4 separate regions of the Mus musculus genome follow, and all the other regions are linked to region 2. A link is a loop called in an ENCODE intact Hi-C map of the cell type or tissue named here. Cell type or tissue: heart. All regions are shown on one strand. Links, peaks and the distances in the headings refer to the core of each region. The heading gives the core; the rest is flanking DNA.

Region 1 (5,594 bases), core at 429-5,428, 600 kb before region 2:
AAAACTGATGGAATGTCCCATCTGGGAAGAGTGGAGGAGGGATGGGGAGCACGAGCCAATGGCAGGCTTGGGAAGGCCCTGAAACTCTGGTGGAGCATTTTGCTTGTCTTTTCCTTTTCCTTCTTGTGGTAGGCTATGGCCCAAGATGGAGGAGACATAATGCTTACTTATCTGAGGCAGGGAGGGCTAAGTGCTGCCTAGGTAGACTTGGGAGAAGCCAAGCTCTCCTGGTCCCTTGAATTGTCAGCTCAGCTACAAAGCCCAAGTTTCTGAATATGCCTTGCCTTGTGCCAGGCCCTGGGCCTCAAGAAAAGTGGTTGCTGACTGCAGGGAGCAGAGTTGTGGTATCAAAAACAGTTGGAAAGCGGGCTCATCCTCCCTTGCTTTGAACTTCCAGGGTCGCTCAGAGCCTCAAGGCTGAAAAGCCAACTCCCAACACAGCCCACTAGAACCTATTGCCTTGGCCTCACATTACAGGTAGCTCCATCTCCAATTCCATTTCCTTGCTATGCTCTGGTCACATGGCTTCTCTCTTTGTCTTCTCACCACAGGGCCTTTGCATATGCTGCGCTCTCTCTGGGGTGGGGGTCCACAACTTCTATGAGTTAATGTCTATTCAACCCTTTGGTTCTAGGTCAAACACTAAGACTAGATGTCTCTCCCGATTTGCCAAACCATGTGAGCTTCCCCTGCCCCAGTCCTCCACTTAATGCTTAGCTTTTCAGATCTATTTTTTTCCTGGATGATGGTTTACATCCCTTTCTTTCCACACTAGGGTTGCTGGATATGTCCTCAATACATGTTCCCAGAAAGAATGGTAAATACAGGCTCTCAGTTCGAATCTTGCTGAGCTTTGTTCTTTTCTTCACCCTGGGACTAGAGTCAGGATTTGAAGTGATAGGAGACTCCTGTGCATCGTGTGTTAAGCATAGATTAAAACGGGAGTGATGGAAGAGGTTGCTGAGGGACAGAAGGGCTTTTGGTGGTGGGGACAGATAAGTGGGTAAAGACTTGGGGATGGGAAAGTGCCATGCATTTATAAACACAGGGTAGACAGCCTAGCTTGCTGTGATATTTCTCTGAACCCTCTGAACTTCACCATTTTCTTTGACCCAGGAAACAGAGGCTTGTGGAGTGCTTGAGTGCGGAGAGCAGAAGCCGCCCGAAGGAAGTGAAGTATTGGGTGACTGCGCATTGTTGACGTAGGTTGAGCCATGTCAAAAACCTTAATGTTTCAGCCTGGTGGAAGTAGCAAAGTCTCCCCTGGGTGAGGCTCAGAGGGCTGGCAAAGCCTTCCTCCTGGTCCAAGGGACAACAAGTGTCCAGTGTATACAAAAGCAGCAATTGCTGCTCCACGTCCTGGATGATTACAGCCCAAGACTGCTCACCTGCAGAGACCTTCGACGGTGACCAGCTAAGTCCTGGCTCTGCATTGTGCATAGTGAACTCTTCTGCTCACTGTGGTAATGTGTGCGTCAGAGCACGCACACACCCCATTTGTCCTTAGCTTTCCTGTGTCCACCTACCTGTGGGTCTGTTCTTTTTTCATTCCCTTGCTGCCGGTAGTCAGGGTTCCAGACCCAATCTTCATGGGTCGTAGCAGGTGGTAACTATTCGCTCCTTCCTGGGATTGATTGCCTGTAGGTGTTGCCAGCCCAGGCTGGCCCTTGCTTGACGACTGTGTCAGAAACACAGCCACGTTGTCCTTTACTGGAGGTGGGTGGAAGCAGTGATTGGACCTTGGTAAGACACCCACAGAACTCCTGGAGGGAGGGGCAGGACTAGACTTGGATATACCAAGGAAGAATAACAGAACTAGACTTAGGTGCCTAGTTCCTGATGGGCCACCTTGTTCCCGCATTTCAGGGGGAAGTAAAAGCTAGAGAAAGTGTGTTAGATGTGGGGATTGCATTGCAAAGCAGGAAGCAATGATTCCTAAGCTTATACATAAACGTCTGTGGTTTCCAGGACAGGAGAAGTAGGATAAATGGATGGGGACACAAGCTGTTTCTCTGCTTGGATTGCAGGGCCCCTGGGAAATGGCTGTTTGTCTCTGTTTGCTTCCCTTGGGCCACCTGGATGCCCTGGGTGACTCCTCAGGAGGTGTGTGGAGCCAGAGCCAGCAGTCATGAGCTCATCTCCCTGGGGGCTCTGGGAAGTCTGATGGGAAGGAAGAGGAAAAGGGGCCAGAGAAGGAGAAAATGGAGACAGGAAGGGACTTTAGGAGGGGCCACAGAGCCAGGCTTAGAGACAGGAAAGGAAAAAGACAGAGGGCAAATGCCACTGTGGTCTGATTTACTCTTACTCTTCTGTGTTATTTCCCTTAGGTCCCCATCCCCCACCCCCATTTGGAACTCGATTCATAGATCAGGCTGGCCTCAAACTCAAGAGTTTCTCCTGCCTCTGCCTACTGAATGCTGGGATTAAAGGGGCGTTGCTACTACCTGGGCTGGGGCAGGGGGAAAGGGGGTTGGAGGGATGGGCAACTTCATGATAATGAACTTGAGAGTATCCAGGTCGCATCCTGGCAGAGCCCAGTCTGGGCTTCTCCCACTTCCAGCTCCTGTCAGCAGGGGGAGGCTGTGCTTCATTAGGCTGCAGAAATGGGACCAGAGGCTGGAGAGAGCTTAAGCAAGAGAAGCGCCTTCCTGCAAAGGCAGTTTAAGGTGGGAGGTGAGAACCGGACTCCTACCTAGATCGAGCAAAGCTGTCTTGCTGCTGCCCCAGAATTGAAACTCAATACAAAGTTTCTCAATAACACACACAGCATTCCTTATTTCCCACTTCCTGGTCTTCCCTTAGGTTTCTTTCTGAACGAGATTTCTATTCCTCCCCGTCTGGTCTCCCTTTTCGCCTGGCCACCTCCAGCTCACGCTCTGATGGATTCACCACCACCTCCTCCAGGAAGCTGCCTGGGCTCTCCTGCCACCCCAACAGTTCTATTATACCACCTGCTTCCTCGTTTTCTGTTTGATGGAAGTGTCTGATACTACTGCACCTAGCACAAGTTGGGGGCAACAAATTAGATGCCTAGGGACCAGCTGGGTGAAATCAACAATACTCTGCAGAATTGGGCTGCAGGAGCCATGAACAGGAAAGTCCAGGGAGATGCTGTTTTGTAGAGTGCTGTAGCGTAGTAGATTCCGGTTCTGCTCACTTTTGCCTTTCCCCTGTTTGGATGAGATGGGAGAAGAGTCAGAACAAGAGACAGGGCAACCAGGACCTGAAGAGGCTGGACTCCAGCACCCCGATGTCCTCAGAGCAGCTAACATATCAGAGCTAGACAAGGCGCTAGAGATGATGGAAGCCCATGTCTTTCTTAGGTAAACTGAGGCTCAAAGAAGTGTAAGCATCTGCCCAAGGTCACATAGACGGGGAGTCCACCTTGGGCCAGGAGCCCTGCCCTTCCTGCTTAACAGGTGTCTTCAGCTGGGATGGGTTAATGTCGGGACAACTATCTTCCAAATTCTTCCTCCCAGGGCCCCATAGTCCTGGAAATCCAGCCTACACTCTCCCCAGATCCCTGTTGGCCCTCAGGCTTAGAGCAACAATCGCTGAGCGCCCCCTGGATGGTGTGATCTGGGCCGTTCTCCTTCTCCTTGACTCACCTCCAGCCCCGGAGGACTGGAGCCCCGCGGATCCGGCCCCAACTGCACCACAGCCCGGGCTTGCTCGTGCTCTGCGAGGCCGCTCTCCTCGGAGCCCCGGGTGGGGCAGGTAGAGCCGTGTGCACTATGCCTTTAAGTCCCGGCGAGATGAGCGCTGTGAGTCGCAGCCGAGGCTAGCGCGGGACGTCGCCATCAGCCTAGCTCAGGCCAAGAGCAGAGGGACAGCGGGGACCCTCGCCGCCCACTGTGCGCCCGTAGCCTGGGCTCAGCGAGCGGCGGGCGGCGCTCGGTGTGATGCGGAAAATGTGAGAGGCAGTGCAGGGCAGTGGGGAGGTGGGCGCGGAAAAGGGCGGCGGCAAGGCAGAAGGAAAGGCAGCGGGAGAGGCCGGAGACTGGTCGGGGACAGGTGGAAGACAAGAGCAGCGACCGAAAGAATCAAGAGCACACGGCTGTGGGCGGGAGTGCGGGGGAAGCCGCAGGAGTGGGGTAGCTGGGCCCGGGGCTGGGGTTGTTAGCGCGGCCACGACGGGGCAGGGCACAGCGGAGGAGCGGGAACGCCCGCCGGGTGTCCTCTGGGAGCAGCGGGGAACGTGAGGCGCGGTCGGCCCAGGAAGGGTCTCGCGGAGAGGTCGTTGTGGCAGCGGGGAACCTTGATGAGCTCCCCAGGAGGGCGAGAACCCAAAGTGCAGAGTCGGGTGTGTAGCGGCGGGGGTGTGTGCGCGCCCGGGTGTGCGCGAGTGTGAGCGCACGGGCGGGTGGGAGCGCGCGTTAGGGATTCTGCTGGCATCGCAGCGTGGAGAGCAGGAGGCAGGAGCCGGGCGCGCAGGGGAGCGCGGGGGCTCTGCCGCGCACACGTCGTGCGCGCTCTCTTGTGCACATACACTCTTTTGCACACACACACACACACACACACACACACACACACACACACACACACACGCCTTTTCTGCTTCGTTGGTTGCTGCTGCCACCATCTCGGAGCTGAGCCCTGCGGAGCGAGAACCCAAGCTGGAGCTGGGATCGGAGGCGAGCCCAGCCTGGTGATGCCGGCCCAGAGCAGAGCCCCGCGCGGACGACTAGCTCTGATGGTAAGTGTGGCTGGGTCTGGATGCTGCGGCTGGGCTGGGGCCGCAGGGGTGCAGGCGGGGAGCTAGGGTGTCAGCCCGCCGGCAGCGCCGCGTGCGCAGCCTCTGATTGGGCTGGAACCTCGGGGGCAGCCGTGGGGGTGGGGTGTCGAGTGCGCGTCCGTGACGGGCGTGCACGCTCAGCACCCCCCTCAGCGTGACCGCGCTCCCCTCCTGCTGCGCAGCTCTACCAAACCCTCACCTGGCTCGGAAATCATCCAGGCTTGGAGCAACTTTGCGGGGAATTACCGGGCGTGGTGGGCCTGGAGGCGGTGGGGGTGGAGGTGCTTTAATGGTACAACTTTGGCTTTTCTTTCAAGAGGAGAAAACAAGAGGGAGAGTCGGGTGGGGGCTCTGTTGGGCCCCTGAGGGGTCGAAGGTTGCCTCTCTGACACTGCATCAGGTCAACCATGGGATCTCTGGGACGCCTATCAAGCCCAGCAGTACCCCTGGAGTTGTCCCCATACAGGATTCCTGTGACCCTGCCAGGGTCAGGCGGGACCGCGTACTGACAGCTCCACAAGGGCCAAGAGATGTCTTTGCAACTACCATGAAGGTGCGGGAGTGGGAAGGGTGCAGATGTGTGACCGTGAGTGTGTCCCTGGGTGCATCCTGCTTGGTGGACTGGCTGCTGGAAGAAAGGAACTACCTGACAATGGAAACAACTGTGTTTGAGTTGTGCTACTTGGAGGACTAGATGCCCAGCACTCAAGAGGCTGGGGATTGATGGGAGGGGCATAACCAGGCCCACTAGCCGGGCATATCCATCCCACCTTTTGGCCATTGATGTCAAGCCTGTCTCACTCGGTGTATCCCCTTTCCGGTGAGTCTCTGCTGGGCCTGTACTGGCTGCTTCAGGAAA
Region 2 (5,579 bases), core at 1-5,000:
ACTGGAAGGAAACCCTCCCCTCTGCAGCCACACACACACATTTTATATATACATATATTATGAATTTGGGAGTGTTACTAGTATAGCACTTGAAGTTTTCACAAGTAACATCTGTATTGACTGGATTCTTTTTTTCTTTTCTATTAAAGTCTATGCCATAGATTCTTCCATTTCTGTTGAGAGTTTGAACAACTAAGCCCCACTGGAACTTTCCCTTAAGCCACATGGACAGTCTCTCTCTCGGCACATGTAGGTGCTAGAGAAACAGGACTGTGGCGAGAGCAGGCAAGAGCAAGAATCGCTGTCCCTCAGAGTGCCTTGTTAGCATAGTAACCTAGCCATGGAGAGAATAGCCCCCCGTGCCCCAGACAGCTCTTGGGGAATGCATGCAACCACGTAGTGTGCAAAAGATCACCATAAAGGACAGCAGCTGATGAGCAAATGAACAATCAAATAGACATGTGGAGTAGGCCATGAAGTTCCTGAAAATCACCAACCCCAGGGCCGAGTTAGATTGGAAGGCACACGGATAGCAGAGGGCTTCAGGGGTTGTTCTCAGGACATGGACTGGATAAGGTCATGGGGGAGTGAGTGCCCCTCACCGCTGGTGCTGAGGGCCAAGGAGAAACCCTCAAGAACTAGTCAGCGCAGCCTTCCTTCGTCATGCTAGAGGAGCCTTTTCTGCCTCTGAGCTCAGGGTGTTCATGAAGATGGGACTCTAAAGCTCTGGGAAGCCATGCCTCTAGGAGCAAAGCCTCAGCCATCAAAATCCCCATGCACAATCTTGAAGCCCACTCAGTAGTGGGTCATGCAAGCTTTCCAAGTTTGATTTATCCAGTATTGGGAAATCAGCAAATATTAGCTGGTAACCTACAGTGAGGATTTCCCAAAGCCTTTACCTAGAGTGATCTGAAAAGATGCAGGCTAGTCTCAGAAACTGGGATGGATTTAGGAAGCTTCATTATATTCTAAGTAATTCTAGGCTTATAAAGCATCCACACAGTGGGAAACAGGACAGAACTCGGCTCTCTGGGCCAGCTCTGGCATGCTTGTTATTTCTCTCACTAGTGGATAAGGATTGGGATTCTGGTCCAGCCTCGTAACTAAACAGAATGGCTGCCCATAAAACTGGGTTATTAGATTTACCTCATTGAAGCTCATTTTCTGAGAGACCCAAAGTGCTGCGCTGAGACAAACCCAAGTGCACCGAAGTCCATCCGCTCATGCTCACAGCGGTGCACAGGTGGGGACGCCATGGACCAAAGCCAATGCCCCAAGGGAAGTCAGAAGAGCCATAATGCAGGACCCTAGACAGGTTATACCAAAGAAAACAAGCCTTCCTCATCCTGCTGCTTCTCAGATGACGGGGTGAGCTGTGACAGATGCCAGAGGAAGGGTTTGCAAACATTCCATGGTCAAGGTGTTCAACGGGTAAGTCCATCCCCAAACCAGTAAAATAAAATAAAAAGAAGGGTTCTCTGTTAGTTAGTTTCACGCAGGCCGTTTGTACGTCAGAAGAAAAGGTGTAGGGAGCGGCAGCAGCCAGAGCAGATGGCAAAAAAAAAAAAATTCTCTGCTATCTTAAGAAGGAGCTTTTAACCGGCGCACTCTCACCACACCTGGCTAGTGCCAGACCTTATGCACGGGAGCACCGCATCTGTAATATCAAAGCTTGGGTTTATGGTGATTTTTTTTTTTCCTAAAAAGAGGTGCTGTCAAGAGATTTGTTTAAAGAACTCTTGGGAAATTTTCTTAACCCACTGTACCATTTTATGAACCTCCCCACAAAAATGACTCTCACTCAGCATCCCCATCATCTAACATGTAAGTACCCAGACTGTCTAAGGTGCTATACAGCTGTTACACACCTACCCCTGCAGCTGTTTTAAATTAGAGACTTCTGCATCAGCTGCCACTGGACGTTTTGCCCATGCAGATGGGCCACAGGGGTCTGCATTCTGAGCGTCCTTTATACATTCCCCCTTCAGCAGCCTCTATGTCTGTCCCTGTCCCTGCTTCCCATCCCATCTCACCCATCCCATGGTTTTTTAAATCAAGAAAGTTTCAGGGAATCAAAAGAGGTTGGGATTTTTTTTTAACCCAGCAGAATCGCAGAGTTATATATTTTGCTATGAACATTGTTGTGGTACAGAAAATCCACTTTGCCTGTTGGTTTGTGGCAAGTCTGTGTGTCTGCACTCTTGGTAACTTGAATGTCGAGCCAGCCCTATGGCTTCAATGTAGTGTTGTTGAAAGATTAAACCACACAGCTTCAGGAAGCCTACTCAAGTTGTTCCTTCCTTATTTCCCATCCCTGACCAGTTCTGGAGAGCGGTGTGTATAGACACTGGGCTGGGTTTTCTGTTCATGACACAGAGGGCATTTTGTTGGGAGGTGGAGGCAGAAGCAAGATGTCACCTGTCTCAGTGAATTGAATCATGACAGTCCTTATTCTAATATCACTAATTCTCCATGGCACTGCCCTCATTCTGCTTTGGGAAATCTTGTTTCTCTTCCTTCGGCCCTTTACCCATCTCCTCTCGTATTTTTACAATTGTATGAATCAATAACAGGTCCCTGTGTCACCAGTGGCGCCTCCCTTTGGTTTGCTGTGGTACTTTGCTGTGTATTCTGTGGCCTCACGTTACTGTGTAAATAAATTCTGTTTAATATACACTAAAAACCAGACTTGAAGTGCATGTCCTTCCGGTGGCTTGTCCATAGAGGCGTGCTGGCGTGGGTCTAACTGTAGATGCAGCTCTCGTATTCATTCCCAAGATGCCTTCCTGTTCTTAAAACAGGCTACAGTAGGTAGCTTTTCGCCAGCATGCCCTCTGCCCTCTGGACTCCATTTCTTACCGACAGACTCTTTTCTCTTCAGTGCCTCTGTAATTTGAGAAAAGGGGGGCTCCAAGAGCAAGTGGCTAACTCCTCAGGTTTGCTGGGTAAGATCGCCCCCTGGTGTCCAGACACTGCAGACTGCCTGGTTAGAGAGGCTTGGCGGCAGCTGATTTAACTGACTCCTCCAGCAGGAAGTCAGGCTGCGGAGACAAGCCTGTACACCATCATCTACAAAATCAGGCCTGCCCTTAAGGTACATTTGTCACAGGAGACATCCTTCCAGAGGCAGCCGACAGGTAACAAAAAAGGAGCCCATCTGGTTTAGGCAAAAAGACGGCAGTGAGCAGTGAAAAATGCTGCTAACATTTTTCTTAAGTTCTCTCAGAAAGGTAGTTTCCAGGCTTGGGTTTTATGTTGCTGAGGTACAAACTCCATATGAATGTGTACTCTAAGCGTGTTTCCTGCATCCAGGAGGAAGAGTTAACAAACTGACCAGATGTTGCCCAGGCTTTGCATACAGCCTGGGCTTGAGCAGTGTAGGTCACAGAGAATGTGGTACGATGATTGTGTAACTGCCCAACACTAGTGCTATATGAGTAGCCACTCTGGGGACTTAAAAGATTATGGGCTCTGGAGGTGTAGGCCAGTCATGGTTGGCTTAACCTGAGTTTAGGGAGACAAGGGTCAGCTAGAGGAGATGGACCCTTGTCATCAGCATTCCTGCAGAGTCACTTTTCAACCCATGCTATGGGGAAGCTGATTTCTTTCCTACCTGGAATACGCAAGTCTCTGCAGCCCTGCCACCCCTACATGTGCGCTCTCCCCAGCCCAACCAGGAGGCTTCCCTCTAAGTGAGACTGCATTCCTCCAGGGAAGGAGTTTCATTAGCACCTTAGGAGCCAAGAGCAGCAGTTGGCAGATCACAAGTTGTCATTAAAGGCAGCTCACAGCAATTATGGCTAAAACTTAAAAATTGAATTTCACACTGGGCAAGGCTTGAAGAGGGGCTGGTTGCTAAGCTCCAACTCAAATGTGCAAAACACTTTTAAGAGCAAACAGGTTGTCTGAGTATGACAGGGATTTCAGTACCAGATAACCCTCTCTATGTGTACCCTCAGTCCAGTAATTGATGGTTCCTGTGTCCTCTGGAAGCCACTGAAGCCTCTGAAAGCTGCTGGAAAGCATGGGGACCTTTAGTCTCCGCCTAAGAACCAGGGGATCAGGAATGAAAAAATGACCCCAGAGTGAAGAATGATCTCCAGTTAACACTGTTCATATTGTTCTTGTGCGGGACCAGAGTTAGGTACCCAGTGCCCATGTCAGGTAGTTCACAACTGCCTGGAACTCCATCTCCCAGTGCCCACACACACAGACATATATAGCACATAATTTTAAAATAAAAGCTTCAGGATAACATGGCTATAACACAATGAGAATAACATTTATCTTTTAAAATAGCAAAACTGGAGGCCTCTGGGAAATCTATAAGCAAAGCATCTAGGAACCTCTAGAGAGGAAGGAAATTCACCTGTGGAGGCAGGGCACAGTACAGGGGCCTCCTATATGTCAGTCCCCACCACCCACTGCTAATCCAGGCTTGAGCCAGAATCAAAGGGAGAGCCAAAACCTCCAGGCAGTGCTGGAGAGATGAATATGGGTTAAGAGCATTTACTCTTGAAAAGGACCCAGATGTGGCTCCCATGTTAGTTGGATCACAAGCACCTGTAAGTCCAGCTCCAGGAGATCCATGATCGCGCTCACTTTCTTTGCCCCACTGTCTGGAAGTGTAGGACATGGATGTCTAACTTCTCCCTCCGTGTCTTCAAACCTGCTTTCTGCCCTTTTGTCTCCTGTTCTCTCTTCTCCCTTTCCTCCCGCACCCCAGCTCTTGAACCGCAAATCCAACCCCACCCCCACTCCCATTTTGATCCATTCAGACTCCAGCAGCCATAGAGGATCATCTCTCCCCAGTCTTAACCTGCCTGGTACCACAGATGCCACCTGATGCTAGCACAGAGTCTGGCCGTGGGCACCTCTCCCTCCATAGCAGGAGGGTCTGAGCTTGGCTTCTCTCACAGACTCTTCTTCCTCTTTGGCCTCCCAAAGACAGGACAAGTAGCCACTTCCAAGAACAATATACAGAGGTACACTGTTCCAAAGAGCCCCAACCTGCACCTCAGAATTAACAGTTTCATGCAGGTGCACACACACACACAGCCTGCTGGATTGATGTGTTCCCAACCACCCATATGACGGTTCCATCATTTCTCAGATGAGAGATTCGCCCCTTTGCATTGTTAACAGTGATTTGAACCGAAAGCTGCACGATCTTGTGTGTGGAGCTTTCTCATCCACCTCGCTGCTGCCAGCTGTGCCTCCAGGACACCAGAACAGGAAAAACTAGGAGAACGGGGAAGGTGCCCTGAGGGCATTGGAGAGGCTTAAAGGAAACTTTTCGGTTTGTTTTCAGTTTTCTGCTTATTGGTGCCATGTGCTGATCCCAACTCCGACAGGGTCAAAGCTTGGCCAACTTGCTAACCAGTGTATTATAAGCCTTTATCTTGTAGCCTGGTTTTGTTCCAATGGATAGGTATTCACGGTGATGCACTGGCAACCAAGGCTCCTTGGCATGGCAGAGAGAGAGGGAAGGAAGAGGTAAATGCAGAGAGCCCAACTGAACTGTGGCCAGCCAGGCACCAGGCACACAGCTACCCCACAGGTGGGAAGTGCCTTATTTT
Region 3 (5,594 bases), core at 325-5,324, 350 kb before region 2:
AATGGGTAAGGCAGTTTGGGCAAATCCCCTACCTTCTTCAATCTCATTACTCCTGGATGTCCCTGAAGACAGACATCTCGGCCTCAACTGCAGACTGAACGCTCCCTGGAAACCTGCTTCTCCCTGACATCACCAGTATCAACCAAAGGCACCTGATGGTCCAACTTGAAAATGGCCTCGCAGCCCTCCCCACAAGGCCTTCCTGCACGCTTCTGCAGCAGGTCTGAATATGTTCTTAGACTCAGCTGCTGCCTCACAGGCTCCGTTCACCATTGTCTTCCCCTGCTGGGCTCTGAACCACAGCCAGAGCCCCTTTTCCCAAGTGTCCATCTGACCACCCCTGGAGGGACCCAAAGAGAACTAACCTAAATCAGCTACCTGGGACACAAGGTCTCCACAGCCCTGAGGAAGGGGCCTCCCCAAGGGAGGGTGGGCAGGGATGCAAAGCAAGAAGATGAGGGAGAGGAGGGAGGGTAAAGCTTCAAGATATGCTCTGAGGCTTTTTATCTCAATCATTCCATTACTGAATATTGAATGTATAAAATAATTGGTCTCATATCATACATGGAGGTAATATTTACCCCCTTTTCATTTGTTCTCCATTTTTCCTATCTGTTGGTCCCCTTCCTCTTCCCAACTTGTTCCCCTTCCACTCATGTCATATACATATCTATAGGAATGTATATGTGCGGGGCGGTGGTGGCGCACACCTTTAATCCCAGCACTCAGGAGGCAGAGGTAGGCAGATTTTTGAGTTCCAGGACAGTCAGGACTATGCAGAGAAACCCTGTCTCAAAAAACTAAAAAAAAAAAAAAAAAAAAGGAATGTATATGTATGTGTAGGTGAATATACATGTATATATATATATATATATGTATATATATATGTGTGTGTATGTACATGTATGTGTATATGTAGGTGAATATATATGTATGTGTGTGCATATGTATGTACATGTACATATAGAGATGTGTAGACTCCACAAGGAGAAAACATGTGTGACACTCTCTTTTTCTCTTCCTGCATAAAGCTTATTTCACTTAACATCATGATTTCCAGTCCTAACCAATCTTCTGCAAATAAATGATTTTGTTCTTTTTTTTTTTTCAATCCAGTCCTTAAGGTTCAAGAGACCAGTGTAGCTGTGAAAGATCCAGGAGAGAGGGAAACAGTGTAGCACAGAGCCAGAGGCAGACGAGGAGGCGCAGGAGTAGGGGGAGGCACAGGAGGCACTGGAGGCAGGCTTATTCCCTGCCCACACTCCATCTTTCTGGCATCTCTAGGTTGCAGATGGCCTCAGTGGTAATTCTTTAGCCAGAGACATCAACCATCAGAAGGAGAGGAGAGAGTTAGGGTTGGGGCAGTGAAGAAGCCAGGCTGAAGGTAGATTTGGCCATGGCAAAGGGGCACATAGCTGGGGAGGGCTTCATTTCAAACAAGGTGGAGCCGGAATAGACTCCAGTCCTGGATCCCTGCAGCACGTCCTCCCTGATCTCTCTCCGCCCCCATCAGTGCCCAGCTCCCACCTGTGTGCCCTTGAAGGCTCATGCTGGGGGAGGTGAGAGGAAGTGACAGGAAACAGATGGCCAGATTCAGAGGAGGGATGCCAGACTAGCTCAAGGTCACCTGACTAGCTCAAGGTCACCCATATGCCAGCAATTAATCCAGGCTTGGCATGCTGGTCTCCTGCTCTGGGCTGGTAGCCTCTGCTCCAGCAGCAGATGAAGAGCAGAGACTCGGAGGGAGGCCGAGGTGAGGATGGACGACAGGGGTCTTGGGCTTGTGAGGAAGAGCTGAGCAGGGACAAAGAACTGTTTATTCAGCTCGGTTGCCATCAAGGTCCAGAGCTGTGTAACCATGACAGCTCTAGGTCTCAGACCTGCCCCCACCTCACCAAGCCATACTGGACCCTTCCCTGTCACATCCAAGCCTGCAGGCCTGCAGGTGTGACAGAGGAGACAAAAATGAGCCACTCCCAAGGGCCTTCCTGCAGAACGTTGCAAGAGATCACAGGCAAGGGTCAGCGCTGGCCTCTCTGGACAGAGCAGAACTGAGAGCCAGGGCAGCGCCAAGCCGGCGAGCTGGCAGGCGTCGACTGCCATGTTGCAGCCCTTCTGTTTGTGTGGAGGACACGGCTATGAAATGTAAGTAAAACCCAAGGCTAATTTCCCCGGTCAGAAGGAGGAGGCGCTGCAGTGTGCTCAAACCCTAATTAAACCCGCTCGGGCGGTGGAACACCAAAATCAGTTCCAAGATCAATATTGCTATTCATTTAGAAGTGTAACAAGGTTAGAGAGGTGAGCAAAGGAAATAATTAACTCATTTGCAGCCTTTTTAAACAGAAACAGTCATTTTAATCTCCAGGGTAATTAGCTAGGCCCTGTCCATCAATCATGACGGCTGCCATTATTTTAAGTATTTTATTAATTAAGGAGGGAGGGGACTAAGGCACCCTTCAACCCCCCAACACTGTTTACTGAAGCTGGAAGGACCCTGAGCAGGAGCCGAAGAGCACTAGACAAAGGGTCAGCGAAGTCTGTGCTGAGAACGATGGCTGTCAGAGAAAGGCTACCATATGACAAAGTTGAGGTGACAGGTGCGGAGACCCCCCACCCCCACACCAAGGCTTGACTCTTGACAAACAACGATGCCCCATTCAGAGTCTGGAAGTGCTGGGGTGTGGGATCCCCAAGGTCTGCTTTGGTAACTGCTCCTAACTTTCTGGGTGACAACGACATGCCCCTGCCCCACCATATGCCCTATGATACTTTAGATGTATGTGGGATAGTCAGAAACCAAGGCTTCTAAGTGCCCAGGGGCCTCCAGCCACTGGAGGGCAGCAGAGCCCCAGGGACCCCAGAGCGAGGGCTGGACTGGCTCAGTCTGTACCAGACCCCATAGCTCCTGTGTTTGTCACTCACTGCTCAAGGTCCCATTGCTCAGTCCTGTGACTTGGACAGGAAGCTGAGTCAGATGGTCTCTGACCCTGCTAACAGCTTGGTTTTGGCTATTCAATAGGAGCCTGCCCTGGCCTGTCTCCCTCACATTCCAGATGGGGAAACAGACCCAGAGAGAGGAAGGGTGTTGTTATACTAGTCTTGTTTAGTATTTGTTAATAAACATGGACACAAAATTCCTGGCCTGAAGAAGACCTTCCGGGGGCCATCAGGAGAAACTTGTAACCAAACAGTAACCACTGGGCAGGATGAGAAAGCTGACAAACAGCTTAGGACAGAAGGTCAGCAGAGGCATACCCCAAGCAACCTGGACAGTCAAGGGAGGCTTCCTGGAGGAGGCACCTCTCAGATGAATCCTGGTGAAAGGCAGGGCAGTGCATCCCGCAGGAGAGGGAGAAGCAGTGCAGGGACCCGGGCAAGAGTATGAGGAGGCTGAGAGGGGTACAGGCAGATTGGACACCACAGGCCATTCAGGAGGCCCGAGTGGGAGAGAGTAGGGCAGGGCAGCAGGGTAGCTATGGGTGTCTGGAAAAGAAAGGAGCGAGGCAGGAAAGTGCTGGGTCTGGTGGCCACTGTCTTGCTATGTCCTGCTATGTCTCCCTGCTCCCAGCCTTGGGCTTACCCTGAAGTTGATGATGTCATTTTCTCCAAGAGCCTCTCCCTAAGCTGTCCTCTCTGCGACTCATCTGGGAGGCGAGAGAGTAGAGAAAGAAGGGACTGTGGAGACAGGAAGAGAAAAAAAAACCCAAAACAAAAAACTATGGCTGAAAGGGACAGCCAGGCATGTGAGGGCTGCCTGTCTTAATGCCCTGAGCCATACCAGCACCATCCTCATTAGATAGCCTCTTCTTGCATACCTCCTGGCCGGGGAACTCTCTTATCTCTGGAGTCAACCGCCTTCTCTCTAGTTGCTGACTCTGTGCCTGGGTGTGCAGAGAGCCCCACTTGCAAGTCTAGGACACCCCTCGTGCCTCCAGCACTAGTCTTCAGCTACCTTAGTTCCAAGTCAGCCAGGCAGGTAGAGTACTGACCGTGGTCATCAGTTGCTTAGCAAACTGGGAAGATCAGAGAGCTTCGCTGGTCACTAAGCTGGCACATGATCTTCTGGGAGAGTTCTGGGTCTGGGCACTGGCTCTGAGGTTGGGGGAAGGGAGGAAGAAAGCAGAGGTCCAGAAAGAGGGAGGAGGGAAGAGGATCAGGCTGAAACTCGGTTGCTAGGGGCAACAGCATTACATCCTGAGGAGGAACCAGATGCTGAGGAGGGCAGCAGATCCAAGCCCGGCAGGCTTGGGGGTGAAAGGGGGAGCACACAGCCAGGAACCCAGGAAGAGGGTGGGACACGCGTAGGGTGTGTGTGTTGTGGGGGGCGGTTGGTGTGGTAAAGGAGGGTTATGCTACATGGGGTATGTGTGTGGTGTGGTGTGGTGATAGGGAAAGAGTATGGTATATGGTGGGGGAGTGGTGTGGTGTGTGTGTGTGTGTGTGTGTGTGTGTGTGTGTGTATGGTATTTTGGGGGGTGTTGTTATGTGAGGGGTTGTGGGAGGGTAGTGCGTGGTATGTGTATGCATTCTCATGTGTGTCTAGCCAGGCAGTGGTAGTGCATGCCTTTAATCCCAGCACTTGGGAGGAGAGGCAGGCAGATTTCTGAGTTCGAGGCCAGCCTGGTCTACAGAGTGAGTTCCATGACAGCCAGGGCTATACAGAAAAATCTTGTCTCGAAAAACCAAAAAAGAAAAGAAAAAAAGAAAAAGAAAAAGAAGAAGTGTGTGTGTGTGTGTGTGTGTGTGTGTGTGTGTGTGTGTGTATGATGAGGAGGGAGGGGTATGGTATATGGGGTACATGTGTGGGGTGGTGGTAGGGAAGGGGTATGGCATTTTGTGCAGAGGGGTGGTATGGTATGGTGTGTGTGTGTGTATGATATTTGTGTGAGTGTTGTGGTGTGAGGGGTTGTGGGAGGGTGGTATGTAGTGTGTGTGTGTGTGTGTGTGTGTATGTTATGGTATAGGTATATGGTGTGTGTGTGTGTGTGTGTGTGTGTGTGTGTGTGTGTGTGTGTGACTTAGGGCAGGTATTTCCACAGCTGATCTCACTTTCAGGTCCACAATGCCTATGGGTCTTTAGAATTCAAGAGCTTTCTGAGGAGCTGGGGCTGAAGAATCATGCTTGACACAGCACAGGGCCATATGGGACTCCAGCCTGGGCCCCAGCAAGTCAGCTGTCCTACCTGCTAGGATCCAGGAAAGGACAGAGTTGTGAAGAGAGACTTAGGGGACACAAACCAAAGGCTAGTCCTCTGAGGGTTTGGTCATGCCCCTACCTTTCCCACTTCAGTCTCTGTTATCTATAGAACTATGCAAACAATCTTGTCTTTTATTACAACACTTAAGTCATATACAGGGAAGGGTCTCTTGTTAAGAGACTTTCCCCCCTGGTGGTTGCTACAAAGCAGAGAGGGACAGATGCTACCATCTTCCAGGTCTGCAAACCAAGGCTTAGAGACAGCTGGCTAAGTGGGGGAGGGGGAAGCAAGGAACTGAATACAGAGGTGTAAGACACACCTCGCTGCTGTCACCAGAAGCTGCCTCACCCAAGTCCCCACCATCCTATGGCCAGCCCCTGAGCGGCAGAGCTTGCT
Region 4 (5,594 bases), core at 292-5,291, 83 kb after region 2:
CCTGCGCTTTCCCTCGGAACTGTCTCCCCGCTCCTTGTTGAGCAGCCATGCAGACTACGGGCCCCAAGTCTGCCTGTCTCCAGAACCAGCAGCCCTAATCCTTGTGTTCAGAGCCAGCTTCCAGGGGCCACTCAACTCAGGTTGGATACTTAATCACACAGTATGAAGGAGGATCGTCTAAAAGCTCCACACCCTTTCTCTTCCTGGCTCCTGGCAGCTCTGTGGTAGACCTGGGCTATGTGAGAAAACCGGGGCTGAACATGAGCTGGGAGCAAAGCCAGGAAACATTCCTTCTCTCGGTTCTGCTCCAGTTCCTGCCTCTAGGTTCCTGCCCTAACTTCACTCAGTGATGGAGTGTGACCTGAGAAGATAAACCTTTCTTCCCAAGTCAGGGGTTTATCACAGCAACAGGAAAGCAAGCTAGAACATACACACACTCTCCCCCCTTCATCAAGCCATGCTTCCCAACTGGCCCCCAGAACAGTGAGTGGGTGGCCTCTGGGGGGGTCCCCCACCTCCCCTCCTTCGCCCTCCCCACCCCCTCACCTTCTTCCGCTGCTCTTTCTGTCTCTCTCGGAACTCCTCCAGGCTCCGCAGCTCCTCACGCAGGGCCAGGGCCAGCTGGATGTGTGCACTGCCCACATTCTCTGTTTCTAGGGTGACAGCGTGGCCTCTGCTTGGACCAGTCTGTCTCCCTCACCCTACCTCCCACCCTCACATCTTCCATCAGCCTTTCAGCCTGGCACAGAGCTGGACCACAGCCCAAGCACATAGCTCCTAACTTAGTCACCCCATACAAGGGCTAAGGGTCTTCCAGGAGACCCTAATGGCCCTGCTGCCCATGTGGGGATGGTTGGAACTTACGCTGCTTCAGGGAGTCAAAGGAGGTCCTCAGGGAACTGCAAAACAGAAGTCTAGGTCAGTAGACAGCATGCTGCAGGAGCCTGGCGTCCTGCCTGACCCATGGTGTTTTATTTTGGAGGGAGGGCCCTAAGCCATATTGACTACTATGGATGCAAGGGACCTTTGGCCATGGTCATCATTCATGTAACCCCCAACTGACATTCTAGAAAACAGTTTTCTTTGTAAATTAAAAAGCAGTGGAACCTTGCTGTGGTGGGAAAGCCTCCTTGCTACGGCAGTTCTGTCCCCCACTTTCTCACTCCCCATGTCTTTGCAGCCCAGAGAAGAGGGGTGTGTCCACAGGAAGCTCCCAGCCTCTATGAGACTTCCGCCCATGCAGGCACCTGGTTATACTCAATATTGCCTGGATGAATCTGACGCAGGGGAAGGTCTTTATAGCTCTTTCCAGCAGGTGGCATGGAAGGCATAAGGAAAGGCTGGGAGGTGGGCAGGGACAGAGCCAGGGACAGCTATGGCATCTGCTTCAGGCTGGGTACCAAGGGGAGGGGAAGGAGGAGGCTGTATGGGAGCTAGAACAGTGCTCAAGCAGGAGAGGCTGCCAGGTAAAGTGGAAGCCCCTGGGCAAGTGGGGGTGACACCTGGGCAGCAGAGGCAGACAGGCCACAAGTTTAAGGTCATCATAAGCGACCAAAAAAAAAAAAAAAAAAAAAAAAGACTCTGTCCCAACTGCTCCCACCCCCTTCCCACAGAAATCCCCACTCTGCTCAGTTTACTTGAACAGCACACTGGGCGCCCTGGATTCTCTCCGGCAGCCTTGTTCACCCCAGAGCATGGTAGCGCTGAGGGCCAAGCAGAGATGCCGGCTCGGCCAGCACACACTGCTGTTTATCGGTGGGTATCGGAGTCCTGGGGCCAATACGGAAACTGTGAGCGCGAGTCCAAGCTCTCAGGAGCAGGGCCCTCGAGAGGCATGTGCTCCATTCAGAGGAGGGGGCAGATAGTGTGTGTGGGAACCAACCTAGGAAATCTGCGGTGGCCTCTTACTCCGGTCTCCACACACAAAAGCAGCACACCCTGTAGCCAGATGGCCAGGCTCTACCACTTATTCACTGTGTGACCCTGGGCAAGCCACCTGGCCCTCTGCCTTGACTTCCCTTCTATGGTGAGCAGTTAGCAGCACAAAGTGGTTTTGAGAATGATAGTCCACTCACTATAAGGCATCGTTGAAGCCTGGCGCAAGTCAGGAGCTTAACATGCCTGTCACACTCACACATATGCAAACTCCGCCAGTCCCCAGGACATCCCCCAGGCACCAGCAGCCGAACTAGGTCTTCCTCTAACCCCAGTTGCACTTTGGAAGAGTTTTCCAGTGGCGCCTTCCCAGAAGCGGCATCCTTAACTTCAGGTAGGAGGAGTCTCTGCCTGGCTACACCAGCTTCCGTCCTTTCCCAGAGCCTCTCCGGCAGCTGAGTGACATCAGGCCGTGCATGTGAGGGAGATGTGCCTCTGCGCTCCCAGCTTGGGCTTAGGGGTACTACGTCTCTTAAGGACACAAAAGCAAACGCATGGTGGCACAGCCTGCTCCACGCTCAGCATCGAGAGCTAAGTAGCGCCCTTGTTGCAAGCTTTCACTGCCTCTCTGCAGGGCGCTCTTCCGCCCCCTGGTGGTAATATAGTCATGTGGCACCTGTCACATAACCAATTCCCTGGGTGAACTGTAAGGGAAGCCCACCTGCCTGTGCTTCCTTCCGGGGTAGGATGAATATGTTCCATGGGGGCTTCCTCTTCTCTCTGAACAGTTGGGGACATTGAGGCCAAGGAGGAGTGGCAACCTGAGAGGACCCCTGGAGATCCAGGCCCTAAGGAGGATTATGGGGTCCTAGTTACTGCCAGGTGTCTTGCCTGACAAGACCATGGAGCAGTAGCAACAGCCTGGGAGCCATGAGATATGCAGATGTGCAGGCCTCTGCCAGTGACCAACCGCTGACCACTTAGTCCTAACCTTCCAGTGCTGACACACTCAGGATGAGGATAGCCTGAATGGTTTCCGCCTCGGGCCCACAAGCCATTTACAGATAAGGAAACTGAGTCACTGAGGCCAAAAGCCATCCAGGTGGTAAGAGGCAAAACCTCAAGGCCAAGGGCTGCACTTATCGATGGCTCAGGGGTTAAGAGCACATTTGGTTCTTGCACCCACATCAGATGGCTCGCAGCCCTGTAACCCCAGCCCTAGCCATCACCACTGGCCTCCACGGGCCCCTGCACACATCCGCACAGCAGACATACAAATGCAAATCCTAAAAGATAAAATGTCAAGGCTAGCCTTGCAGAGGAAGGTGACCACAGGTTAGAATGATTCTGACTTTCGGCATTTATCACCAATGTGCAAACGTGCAACACAACCTGCTAGTCTGTAGCTTGGCTCTCAGGAGACCTGGAAACTCTAGCTGAAGTCTAGTTTCACAGTATAACTGCTCCTCACTAGGAGACATGCCTTCACCCTGATCTCAGTGGAGCAGAGATCATAAAACACATGAAATCTCCTCTGATGGGACCATCTCAGCACTTGTGTTTAGGAGGGGTGAAGGTCAGGTGGGCTTTAAGGTGCCCATGGGCTAATGTTGCTCATCTGTAACCACAGAGGGGCTCACAGGACATTGGCCAAGGTCCACTCTGTTCTCCAAGGCACCCACAGCATCCCTCCTGGTGTGGCAAGAAGAAGAGTGGGAGGAGGTGACTACTTCTTGAGCAAGGTGAGGGTCTGGGCAGAAGCAGAGGACCAGACAGGAAGGCTGATCATGGTGTGTGCGGTATCATGACAGCTCCTGAAATACCTAGCCTGTCCTTACAATGCACCAAAAGCCACACAGGGGCTCAGGCAGGTTCACTACGGTAACAGGAGTGAGGAGTGAGAAAACTCATTCTAAGGTGTGACTAAAACTTCCTGTCATTTATGGGGACCCTGTGAGACCCTAGCTAGTGTGAGGCCTGAGGCAGGAATGCTGGTTTGAGGGCTGCACAGGAGGAGGTAGCCAGTGGAGCTCTCTCAGTGTGGGCTAGTCACGAAGTCACTTCACCCCCAGGCCTTTGTCTCATTGTTTACTCAGCTCTGCTACCCTGTCTTGTAGGCAGAGAGGACAGCTCCTCAATCCAGGGAGCTGGGTGTTGGAGGATGGCCACCAGCTAGGCCCTTTCCTAAGGACCAACACTTCCCACCCCCAAGCGACTAGAACAAGTGTTGTGGATCCACTTGCATTCCCTGCTGAGGGACTAGGTGTTTGGCAGATCTCTAACAGGGTAGGCAAGGAGCGGGCGTCCCAGATGGGGGTTCAAAGATGGGTGATGAGGAGGAAGACGTTCAGCCTCTTCCTCCTAAATGGAGGTGCAGCCTGGTGGGCTCTGTCTTCCCAGTGTGCCCCCTACCCCTGCTAGCAGACCATCCAGCAAGGTGGATCAGGACCTTGTGGTCCTATCAGCCATCCCTTTGTTTAAACTGACCCCACAAAGGTCCCTAAGGCTCCCAGCCTGGGTCCTGAGTACCCTCCTCTGCTTTGTATGGGATTTCTCTGTTGGCCTTGCTGTGTGTACTTAACAAAAGCTTCCCTGTAGCAATTGATTCTGTCTGCCACGTCTGAGGTTTTGCCTGCTGCTACTTCTTGTGTTCCAGATTTTTTCTGCCGTTTCTTTCTTTTTATTGAAAGATTTACTTGTGATCGTGTTCTGCCTGCATGTACACCTGCAGGCCAGAAGAGGGCATCAGATCCCATTACAGATGGTTGTGAGCCACCATGTGGTTGCTGGGAATTGAACTCAGGACCTCTGGAAGAACAGCCATTGCTCTTAACCTCTGAGCCATCTCTCCAGCCCCTGCCTTTTAATTTCTTAACTGTCAGAGAAAATGAACCTGGTCCAGACCGCTAAGACTAACAACACTGTAAAGAGCCCTCCAGGTTGGCATGGAGAGGATGACCCTGTCTGAGCCAAGCTCTTGACAGTGAGGCAAACCTGGAGGCCCTCTTGGAAGAAGTGCCTTGGGGAGAGTCTGCTGCAAAATGCTACAGGAGGGGGTCATCTCAGTGGTTTGAGTTCTTAAACTCCCTTGACAGTCCAGGCCATGACATATAACAGATATCCCATAAATGCTCACTGAAGGCATGCGCTGATGACAAATGCGTGGTCCACAGTTACACAGTGCCACATGGGACAGCAACATCACTTCCGGATGCACCTATGTGCAGGGGTCAGCAGGACTTGCAGGGGGCACAGCTCTGAGGGAAAAGGTAAGGCACACGGGCTCTAAGTGCGCCTGATGTTGTCATATCTTTGAGCCTTTGTCTACAGGTAGTTAAGACAGGAATGCCCCTCCTCCTCGGGGAACCCCAGACAGCCCTGCTCTCCTGCTCAGACCTTGGCCTGCTCTGGTCACTTTATCTTGCCCCTGTGGGTTTGCTTGTCTCCGGGGTACCCCTTTGCATGAAGCCTACCCTAGGGTCCTGCTCCCCAGCTCACTGTGTGGCTTCCCCCATGGCCTCAGTACTAGCCAGCCTGAAGGAAACAGCTCAGGAAGCCAGCCACACCTCTGAGTGAGCAGCAGAGTTTATCTGCTGTGCGGAGGGGCTGGTGGGTGGGACAGGTGAGTCTCCAGAGACCCCACTGCTCACTGAGCATATCTTGCCTGTCACTACAAGCTATCTCCTTTCACAGACAGGGACTTGGGACTCCTACAAGGC

What was found. Peaks named below come from ENCODE experiments on the same cell type or tissue, not always from the same donor. Only the 100,000 strongest peaks of a DNase experiment are listed, where the experiment ranks them.
Region 1: it touches region 2 in a loop (2.5-fold over the local background); 4 of 42 quality-filtered maps call a loop at or near these places.
Region 3: it touches region 2 in a loop (6-fold over the local background); 34 of 42 quality-filtered maps call a loop at or near these places.
Region 4: it touches region 2 in a loop (6-fold over the local background); 7 of 42 quality-filtered maps call a loop at or near these places.

The regions. Positions count from the first base shown.
Region 1 is chr9:56,795,092-56,800,685 of GRCm38, reverse strand. It overlaps Gm31586 (a long non-coding RNA gene), which reads right to left and starts at 3,768. Exons shown (of 2, transcript XR_379478.3): 1 at 3,609-3,768; 2 at 2,279-3,170. It also overlaps a transcript of Lingo1 not described here. In heart, for the core only: a CTCF peak has its summit at 2,569 (motif pointing right); no DNase peak of the experiment used is centred there; H3K4me3 peaks cover 1,765 bases; H3K27ac peaks cover 329 bases; H3K27me3 peaks cover 4,827 bases.
Region 2 is chr9:56,198,230-56,203,808 of GRCm38, reverse strand. Peak1 (pseudopodium-enriched atypical kinase 1) reads left to right here. Exons shown (of 7, transcript NM_172924.3): 7 at 1-2,683. Among named protein-coding and RNA genes, the nearest start is that of Tspan3, 40 kb to the right of the region's middle. In heart, for the core only: a CTCF peak has its summit at 2,957 (motif pointing left); a DNase peak (open chromatin) is centred at 2,968.
Region 3 is chr9:56,550,311-56,555,904 of GRCm38, reverse strand. No RefSeq gene overlaps it. Among named protein-coding and RNA genes, the nearest start is that of Gm31529, 27 kb to the left of the region's middle. In heart, for the core only: no CTCF peak of the experiment used is centred there; DNase peaks (open chromatin) are centred at 2,944, 3,384 and 4,084; H3K27ac peaks cover 2,096 bases.
Region 4 is chr9:56,115,606-56,121,199 of GRCm38, reverse strand. It overlaps Pstpip1 (proline-serine-threonine phosphatase-interacting protein 1), which reads right to left. Exons shown (of 15, transcript NM_011193.3): 4 at 865-899; 5 at 547-653. Among named protein-coding and RNA genes, the nearest start is that of Pstpip1, 28 kb to the right of the region's middle. In heart, for the core only: CTCF peaks have their summits at 2,525 (motif pointing left) and 4,602 (motif pointing right); a DNase peak (open chromatin) is centred at 2,419; H3K4me3 peaks cover 702 bases; H3K27ac peaks cover 994 bases.